Regions from separate parts of the Homo sapiens genome. Here region 1 is linked to region 2. Evidence: chromatin loops called from intact Hi-C (ENCODE). Cell type or tissue: dorsolateral prefrontal cortex. All regions are shown on one strand. Links, peaks and the distances in the headings refer to the core of each region. The heading gives the core; the rest is flanking DNA. Region 1 has its middle 340 kb from the start of DMAC1. Region 2 has its middle 400 kb from the start of DMAC1.

Region 1 (4,399 bases), core at 264-4,263, 60 kb after region 2:
ACTCAAGAGGCTTAGAGGCTTCTCAGAACTTCTTGGAGAATTAACACATTTGACCCTAACAGTGAATACAGGGTTGCATTTGCATCCACCTGTAACCTACACTTGTCCATCTGATAATCCATTAACTAAACTAAGCACTGGAAAATCTTGTAAAATTCTCAGTTTCTCTGAAAAGGCATAATTTCTGGAGGTGCAGACATGACTATCAGAATTAAACCACCAGAACTTCCTAGAAGGGCAGAAGTACATCAAACTCACTTGGCAAGATACTTGTGGCTTAGAGGAAATTTAAAATCCATGGGCTACTCTCCATTTAACTCCACAAGTTATTCACATTTATTTGTTGGCAGTTCACTGGAATTGGTCTATTCCTGAAATTGAAGGACTAATAGGGCTCATTATGGTCCAGCATGCTTCCTTTTCATGGGCCCTGCCTAGCACAGGGCAGTAAACCATTAATTTAAAATAGGTCTCTGAAAAACATAGGGTGATAAAGCAAAGAAGATGCAAGCCAAGTTGCCTTTATGCTCAAATCTCTGTTATTAACATTTAAACTCCTTTTCCCTCCTACCCCTGAATTTTATTGTAGGGGTGTGTGTGTGTGTGTGTGTGTGTGTGTGTGAGAAAGGTGAGGGAAGAGAGATGTTTTGGTAATTGAGTTAAAAAATGTGTCAATCTTTCTGTCTGAAGCAGTTCTCTAGTGTGGCTGGAGATGAATGCCGTAGAGATAGAACAAAGTTGTCTTTAGGAAGTAGCATAGAGGGGGACAGAAGGTGGTGGGGATGGCAGAGGTGACTTGCATGCTTGCTATTTACCTTTTCCTGTAAATTACCAGTCACTACACCTGGTTTTGCCCCAGTACTATGCTTGCTCTGTGGTCTTGGCTAAGTCAGATGACCTTTGAATTGGTCTTCTCATCTGTAAAATAGGGTTAATGCCTTACTGGGTCATGGTAAGAATTAAGTGACAGACCATATGTGATAACCTATTTTAAATTAATGGTTTACTTCCCTGTGCTAGGCAGGGCCCATGAAAAGGAAGTATACTGGACCACAATGAGCCCTGTTATGCTTTCGGTTGGCAGATTCTTGCTGCATATCAAGTGATCAATAAATATTAGTTTCTTCCTCCTGGAAACTCAAAAGCAAAGTTTGTGAGAAAGTTCCATTATATGAAGGACACTTAAAGGCATGTATCAAATTCCAGCTCTTCCACTAGAATGTCAGCATGTTGTTAAATGTGCTGTATCTGTGCAAAGAGAATGAATTGAAACGGTTCATGCAAATCCTATTGAAATTTAAAAAAATCAAAACTTCAGGCAGGATATACAAAGAAGATGATTTCCTTTAGATCTGAAGCCTGATTTTCTTTCAACCCTCTCTGATTTCTTTTAAGCTCTGGGTACCCAGACATATGCATATATTTTGGCTGCTTGGAAACATAATTGGTTTCTCTGGTGACTTGGCACTCTTCTTTTTCCAGATTTCTCCTTTCTTCTCTTCTAATAGAAGCACTGCCATTCTTCCTTCAAGTAATAGGTGCTTGATACATATCCCCAGCTGTGACCTGTGGTTAGTTGGCTGGCTTTTCCTCCTTTTTCTACCCATGGGTAGTATATGTTCTTTTTATGATACATGAATTTGAGATTGCATAACTTTTGATGCAATTCCTTTATGGCTTTACTGGGTAATGAGTGAAAGGATTGGAAATAATGTTTGGGGGAAAAAGGAATGGGAACATTTCTAATTCCATGAAAGACTTGATTTAGAATATTTCCCTCTGGTCCGATCTGGAGAGTCCTGCTGCAATATAGATTGCTTTGATAAAGGCTTTCTTTAAAATGCACTGAAGTGAATTCAGAATTCCATTTTTTTCAAAAAGTGAAATAAGTACAGAACATTTATATACTTTGCTCATTTACTAGTTAAAAGGATTCAGCGAGATTTCAAAGAAATAATTTAGAGATAGTTAAAACCTAGGCTACATAATAGGTATGTACTTGGTGCTATATTTTACTATAAACTATTGATGCTTAGCCTTATCACAAGTCCAGCTGGAAATCCACTGAATTTCTACATTCTTATAATTTGCATATTTGTTGATATATTCCTATCAGTGCTAAAAATAAAATATAAATTTATCAAATGACTGTGTGTCAGGCTCTGTTCTAAAAGCTTTATATATATTATTTAATGCTCCCATCAATACTTTAATGAAGGTATTATTATCATTCCCATTTTATAGATAAGACTACTGAGGTATTAAATAATAAGACACACAGATATTACATTTTACAGCTAGGATTCAAATCAATCTAAGTCCAGGATATCTGCTGCAATCACCAGTTGCCCACTGCGCCAAAATATGTTTTAGAAAAGAGTATCATTGTCCAGTCCTTTTTGTTACAAAGATGCTAATACAAGTAAGAATGTATAGATTGGGTTTACATGTCTTTATTGCATTTTTTTGTAGACTGATTGCAAAACTGACCTACATTTTCTGCACTTCCTCATATTCACATCCCTTATTAAAGACTTTGCAGCTGCTCCCATGAGGAATCTTTTCCCTCATCCCTCCTGGAAACCAGACTAGGCTTATGACTTGCTTTGATCAATACAATGTGGAAGAAGTAATAGTGGGCCAGTTCTCAGTCTATACTTCAAAAGGCATTGAGCCTTCCGTTCTAGCTTTCCCTCTGATACTTGCCACACCATGAGATCCAGCCTGAGACAGTCCACTGAAAGACAAAACATCGTGTTGAATGAAGTCATCCCTTTGACAGACCTCCCAGAACCCCCAGGCTCTGGCTGGCCTGCCACCTGACTGCAGACATGAGCAAACCCAGCAGAGATCAGCTGAGCCTAGCCCAGCTCAGCAGCACAGCCTTTCTAGCTTCTAAAACCACCAGAAATAATGAAGGGTTATTGTTTTCAGACAGTGAGTTTTGGGCGGTTTGTTATACAGAGGGCTAGCCAATACAGTGCTGATCTAATTGGAGGTATTTTTGTTAGTGTGTTTATGCCTTGGATTGGAGAGTTCTAGTAAGTTCAAATCTCTTAATCAACCTCCTCACTGAAAAACAAAACACAACTTCAGACAAAAACCAGAATTCACTTTGGGAGGCCGAGGCAGATGGATCACGAGATCAAGAGATCAAGACCATCCTGACCAACATGGTGAAATCTCGTCTCTACTAAAAATATAAAAAGTTAGCCAAGCATGGGGGCAGGCGCCTGTAGACCCAGCTACTTGGGAAGCTCAGACAGGAGAATCACTTGAACTTGGGAGGCGGAGGTTGCAGTGATCTGAGATTACGCCACTGCACTCCAGCCTGGCGACAGCAAGACTCCGTCTCAAAAAACAAACAAACAAAAAACCCCAAAATTCAAAAAAACTGAAAACAAAATAAGAAAAAAACAAGTTCCAAAGAGATTAGTAACTTTCATTCTTAGCTCCCTATTCCCGCCCATGGCCCTTCTTGCTATTGTTCAGTTTCTATCAGTTAGGATTTATTAAAGGCTATGTTAAAGCTGCAGGTTAGAAACAGCCCAGAAAAACCATACTAAATGGCTTCACCAGAAGTAAGATTTTAGCACATTTTAAAATGCTGAGCATGTATACACAACCTCGATTCTTTTTTTTTTTTTTTTGGTGATTGTCCAGACACATGACACTTGTTTTTTATTCTTCTATTGAGACCTTATGAATGGATGTGAAATATGATTGCCAACTAGGCTTAGCAGACCTTATAAAAGAAAAGCATTGTGGGACTTATCCATCAACTTAACACTCCCATCCCCCTTAAATCATAGAAATTCTAGAACTAGTATTTATTAGCTTGTTCTTTCTGTACATCAATTACCTTAGGCCCTATATGCCGCAGCTCCATCAAAAGCATTAAATAGTTCCCAGTGGCAAATTCCTGGTTATCTTTAGCTCATGCTGTTAAGTAAGTTTCCACAGTCTTTATAGCTCCAGCTTTTATTGTATTTTTTAAAAGACTTGGTTTCAGCTGTTAAAGCTCAAAACGTTGACTTAAAGGGAAATACTTGCCAGTGTGTGGGTGTAGAATTTGACTTTTCAGCTTTACGAAGGCCAGTGGGTTTGGGGCATCCCTGCTATACTGGAGAGCTTTCCAAAAGCTGATTGCTTGAGTTTCTGATGTTAATATATTACATCTATGTTTCTAACAAATTGATTAGCCCTTCTACCTTGCAGTGTCCTTAACCAGTTATCTGGCCTGCCTCAGCTTTCTTTATCGGGAGGACTTCATGCTTTACAAGCAAACTTTCTGCATCTTTTGAGTTTGCTATTTTCTGGATGGTGGGAGTAGGGGTGCAAGCCCATCGGTAGCTCCCCACATGCCTAACGCCATCTTCACACTGTCCCTGTTCCTCTT
Region 2 (4,399 bases), core at 289-4,288:
ACTTTAAAATTGTTAGATTTATTATATCTTATCTTTAGCTCTCACAGTACTATGGTTTGTGATCTGGTTCCTGTCCAGCCTCAATTGTCACTCTTTCCCCACCTGCTTACCAAGCTGCAGTCACTTGGTTTCTAAGCATGGAGGCTCACACTTCATCCCACCTTACCTCTATTGTGGTGTGGTCTGTGCCATGAATCCTGCCTTCTGCTTATCTTTCTAGTGAATGTTGCATGCTCAGAAACTTTACTTATTGCTTCCCCTGTAAATCTCTTCCTCTTCCTCATCTCATCTCATTCCACTAAACATAGCTGTTTTCTCCTTCCCACTTCCATTGCACTGTGTCTACAGTAATAAAGTGTTTAAAGTCTGACTTTTTCTCTAGGGAATAGGATTCATGAGGGCAGGTACTACATTGTGAGTGTTTGGGCTAGTCTGCAGCCCAGGGAAGCTGATGCCTAGATATCTGGTGATTTTGTGACTCTAACCCACTTGACTCAAAGGGAAGCTACCTAGAGATCCACTTTTCTTTTTTGGTGGGGAGGAGAGGTTAATATTTTATTATTGTTATTATTATTAAATTCCAAATTTTATTTTAGATTCTGGAGTACATGGGCAGGTTTGCTACATGGGTATATTGCGTGATACTGGGGTTTGGGGTACAATTTATCCCATCACCCAGGTAGTAACATAGTATCCAATAGTTTTTCAATCCTTGCCCCCTTCTCCTACTTCCACCAATAGGGTTCCCAGTGTCTATTGCTGCTGTTCTTATGTCCATGAGTGCCCAATATTTACCTCCTATTTTTGAGTAAAAATATGCAGTATTTGGCTCTCTATTCCTGTATTAATTCACTTAGGATAATGGCCTCCAGCCACTCCATGTGGCTGCAGAGGACATGATTTTGTTTTTTTTTATGACTGCATAGTATTCCATGGTATATGCATACTACCATTGATGGGCATCCAGGTTGATTCCATGTCTTTGCTATTGTGAATAGTGCTACAGTGAAGACATAAGTGTATGTGTCTTTTTCGTCGAAAAACTTATTTTCTGTTGGATATATACCTAGTAATGAGATTGCTGTGTTGAATGGTAGTTTTAAGTTCTTTGAGAAATCTCCAAACTGCTTTCCACAGTGGTTGAACTAATTTACATTCCCATCGACAGCCATAAGCATTCCCTTTTCTGCACAGCCTCACCAACATCTGTTGATTTTTGAGTTTTTAATAATAGCCCTTCTGACTGGTGTGAGATGGTATCTCAGTGTGTTTTGATTTGCATTCTCAGATGATTAGTGATGTTGAGCATTTTTTCCTGTTTGTTGGCCCCTTGTATATCCTCTTTTGAGATGAGTTTTCTCATGTCTTTTGCTCACTTTTTAATAGGATTATTTGTTTTTTGCTTGTTCAATTGTTTAAGCTCCTTAGATACTCTGGATATCAGACTTTTGTTTGATGCATAGTTTATGAATATTTTATACCATTCTGTAGGTTATCTATTTACTTTGCTAACAGTTTCTTTTGCCGTGCAGAAGTTCTTTAGTTTAAGTCCTACTGGTCAATATTTATTTTTGTTGCAGTTTTTTTTTTGAGAACTTGGTTATGAATTCTTTCCTAAGACCAGTGTCCAGAATTGTGTTCCTGCCTATGTTTTCTTCTAGGATTCCTATAGTTTGAAGTCTTAAATTTAAATCTTTAATCTACTTTGAGTTAATTCTTGTATATGGTTAAGAGTAAGGATCCAGTTTCATTCCTCTGCAGCATTTATTGAATAGAGGGTTCTTTCCCCATTGCTCATTTTTGTTGACTTGTGGAAGATCAGATAGATGTAGGTGTGTGACTTTATTTCTCAGTTTTCTATTCTGTTCCATTTTTCTATGTGTCTGTTTTTGTACCAGTATCATGCTCTTTTGGTTACTATAGTATTAGAGTATAGTTTGAAGTCGGGTAACGTGATGTTTCCAGCTTTGTCCTTTTTGCTTAGGGTTGCTTTGGCTATTTGTCTATTTTTGTTCCATATGAATTTTAGAATAGTTTTTTCTAGCTCTGTGAAAAATGACATTGGTAGTTTGATAGGAATCTATAGAATGATTTGGGTGGTATGATAATTTTATCAATGTTGATTATCCAATCAATACACATGGAATGTCTTTCCATTTGTTTTGTCATCCATGATTTTTTCCAGCAGATCTCTCCTTGTAGAGATCTTTCATCTCCTTGGTTGGTTGTATTCCTAGACATTACATACATTTTTGGCTATTGTAAATGGGACTGCATTTTAAACTTTATTCTTATCTTGAATATTATTGGTGTATAGAAATACTAGTTATTTTTGTATATTGATTTTATATCCTGAAACTTTACTAAAGTCATTTATCAGTTCCAGGATCATTTTGGTGGATTTTCTAAATGGGTTTTCTAGGTATGGAATCATATCATCAGTTAAGAGAGATAGTTCGACTTTTTCTTTTCTTATTTAGATGTATTTTATTTCTTTTTATTCCCCAATTGCTTTGACTAGGACTTCCAGTACCATGTTGAATAGGAGTGGTGAGAGTGAACATTCTTGTCTTATTGCAGTTCTCATGGGGAATCATTCCAGCTTTGCCCCATTCAGTATGATGTTAACTGTGGGTTTGTCATAGATAGCTTTTAATATTGTAGAGAATTTTCCTCTGATGCCTAGTTGGTTGAGCTTTTTATTCTGAAGGGATGTTGAATTTTATTGAAACCCTTTTCTCTGTCTATTGGCATAATTATATGATTTTGTTCTTAATTCTGTTTATGTGGTGAATCACATTTATTGATTTGCGTATGTTGAACCAACCTTGGATCTCAAGAATGGAGCTTGCTTGATTGTGATGGATTAACTTTTTGATGTGCTGCTGCTTGTTTGGTTTGCTAATGTTTTGTTCAGACTTTTTGCATCTATCTTCACCAAGGATATTGGCTTGTAGTTTTCCTTTTTTTGTGTGTCTTTTCTAGGTTTTATTGGCAGGGTGATGCTGGCTTAGTAGAATGAGTTAGTGAGGAGCTCCTCTCTTTCATTTTTTGAAATTGTTTCAGAATTGGTACAAGTTCCTTTTTGTATATCTGGTAAAATTCAGCTGTAAATCTATCTGGACTGGGGCTTTTTGTGGCTGGCAGTTTTCTGTTACTGATTCAATTTCAGAACTCAATATTGGTCTGTTCAAGGCTTCAATTTCTTCCTGATTCAATCATGGGAGATGGTGTGTTTTCAGGAATTTATCCATTCCCTTTGGATTTTCTAGTTTGTGTCAATGGAAGCATTTACAATAGTTTCCGAGGATCTTTTGTATTTCTGTGGGATCAATTGTAATGTCTCCAACATTTCTCATTGTAGTTATTTGGGTCTTCTTTTTGTTGTTGTTGTTAATCTAGCTAACAGTCTATATACCTTGTTTATCATTTCAAATAATCAACTTTTGGTTTTGTCAGTTCTTTGTATGGATTTTGGGGTCTCATTTTGTTTAGTGCTGCTGCGATTTTAGTTATTATCTTCTGCTAGCTTTGGAGCTGGTTTGTTCTGTTTTTTTCTAGTTCCTGTAGGTGTGATAATAGATTATTCATAAGAGGTCTTTCTAACTTTTTGAGGTAGACATTTATCACTGTGAGCATTAGTCTTAACACTGATTTTTTTGCATCCCGGAGATTTCACTATGTAGAGTCCCTGTTTTCAATTATTTCAATTTTTTTTCTTTGCTTTCTGCTTTAATTTCATTGTTTACCCAAAGGTCATTCAGGTATAAATTGTTTAAATTCATGTAATTGTGGGTTTCGGGATAACTTCTTGGTATTGATTTCTATACTTCTATGGTCTGAGAGTATTATTGCTATGATTTTGCTTTTGTTAAAAAAATTATTAAGACTTGCTTTATGGCAAAGAATGAGGTTGATCTTGGAGTATGTTCTGTGCGCAGGTGAGAATAATGTATATTTTGTGGTTGATGGGTGGTGTATTCTGTAAATATCTATTTGGTCCAATTGGTCGTGTCAAAATTTAGAATTTTTTGCTAGTTTTCTGCCTCAATGTCCTAACACAATAAGTAGGGGGTTGAAGCCCCCCACTATTATTGTATAGTTGTCTCAGCCTTTTCATAGGTCTGGAAGTACTTGCTTTATTAATTTTCTCCAATGTTGGGTGTATATATACTTAGGATAGTTAAGTCTTCTTGTTGTGTAATGTTCTTTTTTGTCCTTTGGTACTGTTGTTGGTTTAAAGTTCGTTTTATCTGATGTAAGAATAGAAGCCCCAGTTCTTTTTTGTATTCCATTTGAGTGATCTTCTCTGATCCTTTGCTTTGAGCCTATGGGGGTTGCTACGTGTGAGAGGGTTCTCTTGAAGACCCGTATTGGATGGGTCTTTTTTTTTTTAATA

Evidence for each region. A loop is a pair of places that touch in the nucleus more often than their neighbours do. Peaks named below come from ENCODE experiments on the same cell type or tissue, not always from the same donor. Only the 100,000 strongest peaks of a DNase experiment are listed, where the experiment ranks them.
Region 1: it touches region 2 in a loop (4-fold over the local background); 3 of 110 quality-filtered maps call a loop at or near these places.

The regions. Positions count from the first base shown.
Region 1 is chr9:8,133,242-8,137,640 of GRCh38, reverse strand. No RefSeq gene overlaps it. Among named protein-coding and RNA genes, the nearest start is that of DMAC1, 340 kb to the right of the region's middle. In dorsolateral prefrontal cortex, for the core only: no CTCF peak of the experiment used is centred there; no DNase peak of the experiment used is centred there; H3K27ac peaks cover 959 bases.
Region 2 is chr9:8,192,880-8,197,278 of GRCh38, reverse strand. No RefSeq gene overlaps it. Among named protein-coding and RNA genes, the nearest start is that of DMAC1, 400 kb to the right of the region's middle. In dorsolateral prefrontal cortex, for the core only: no CTCF peak of the experiment used is centred there; no DNase peak of the experiment used is centred there.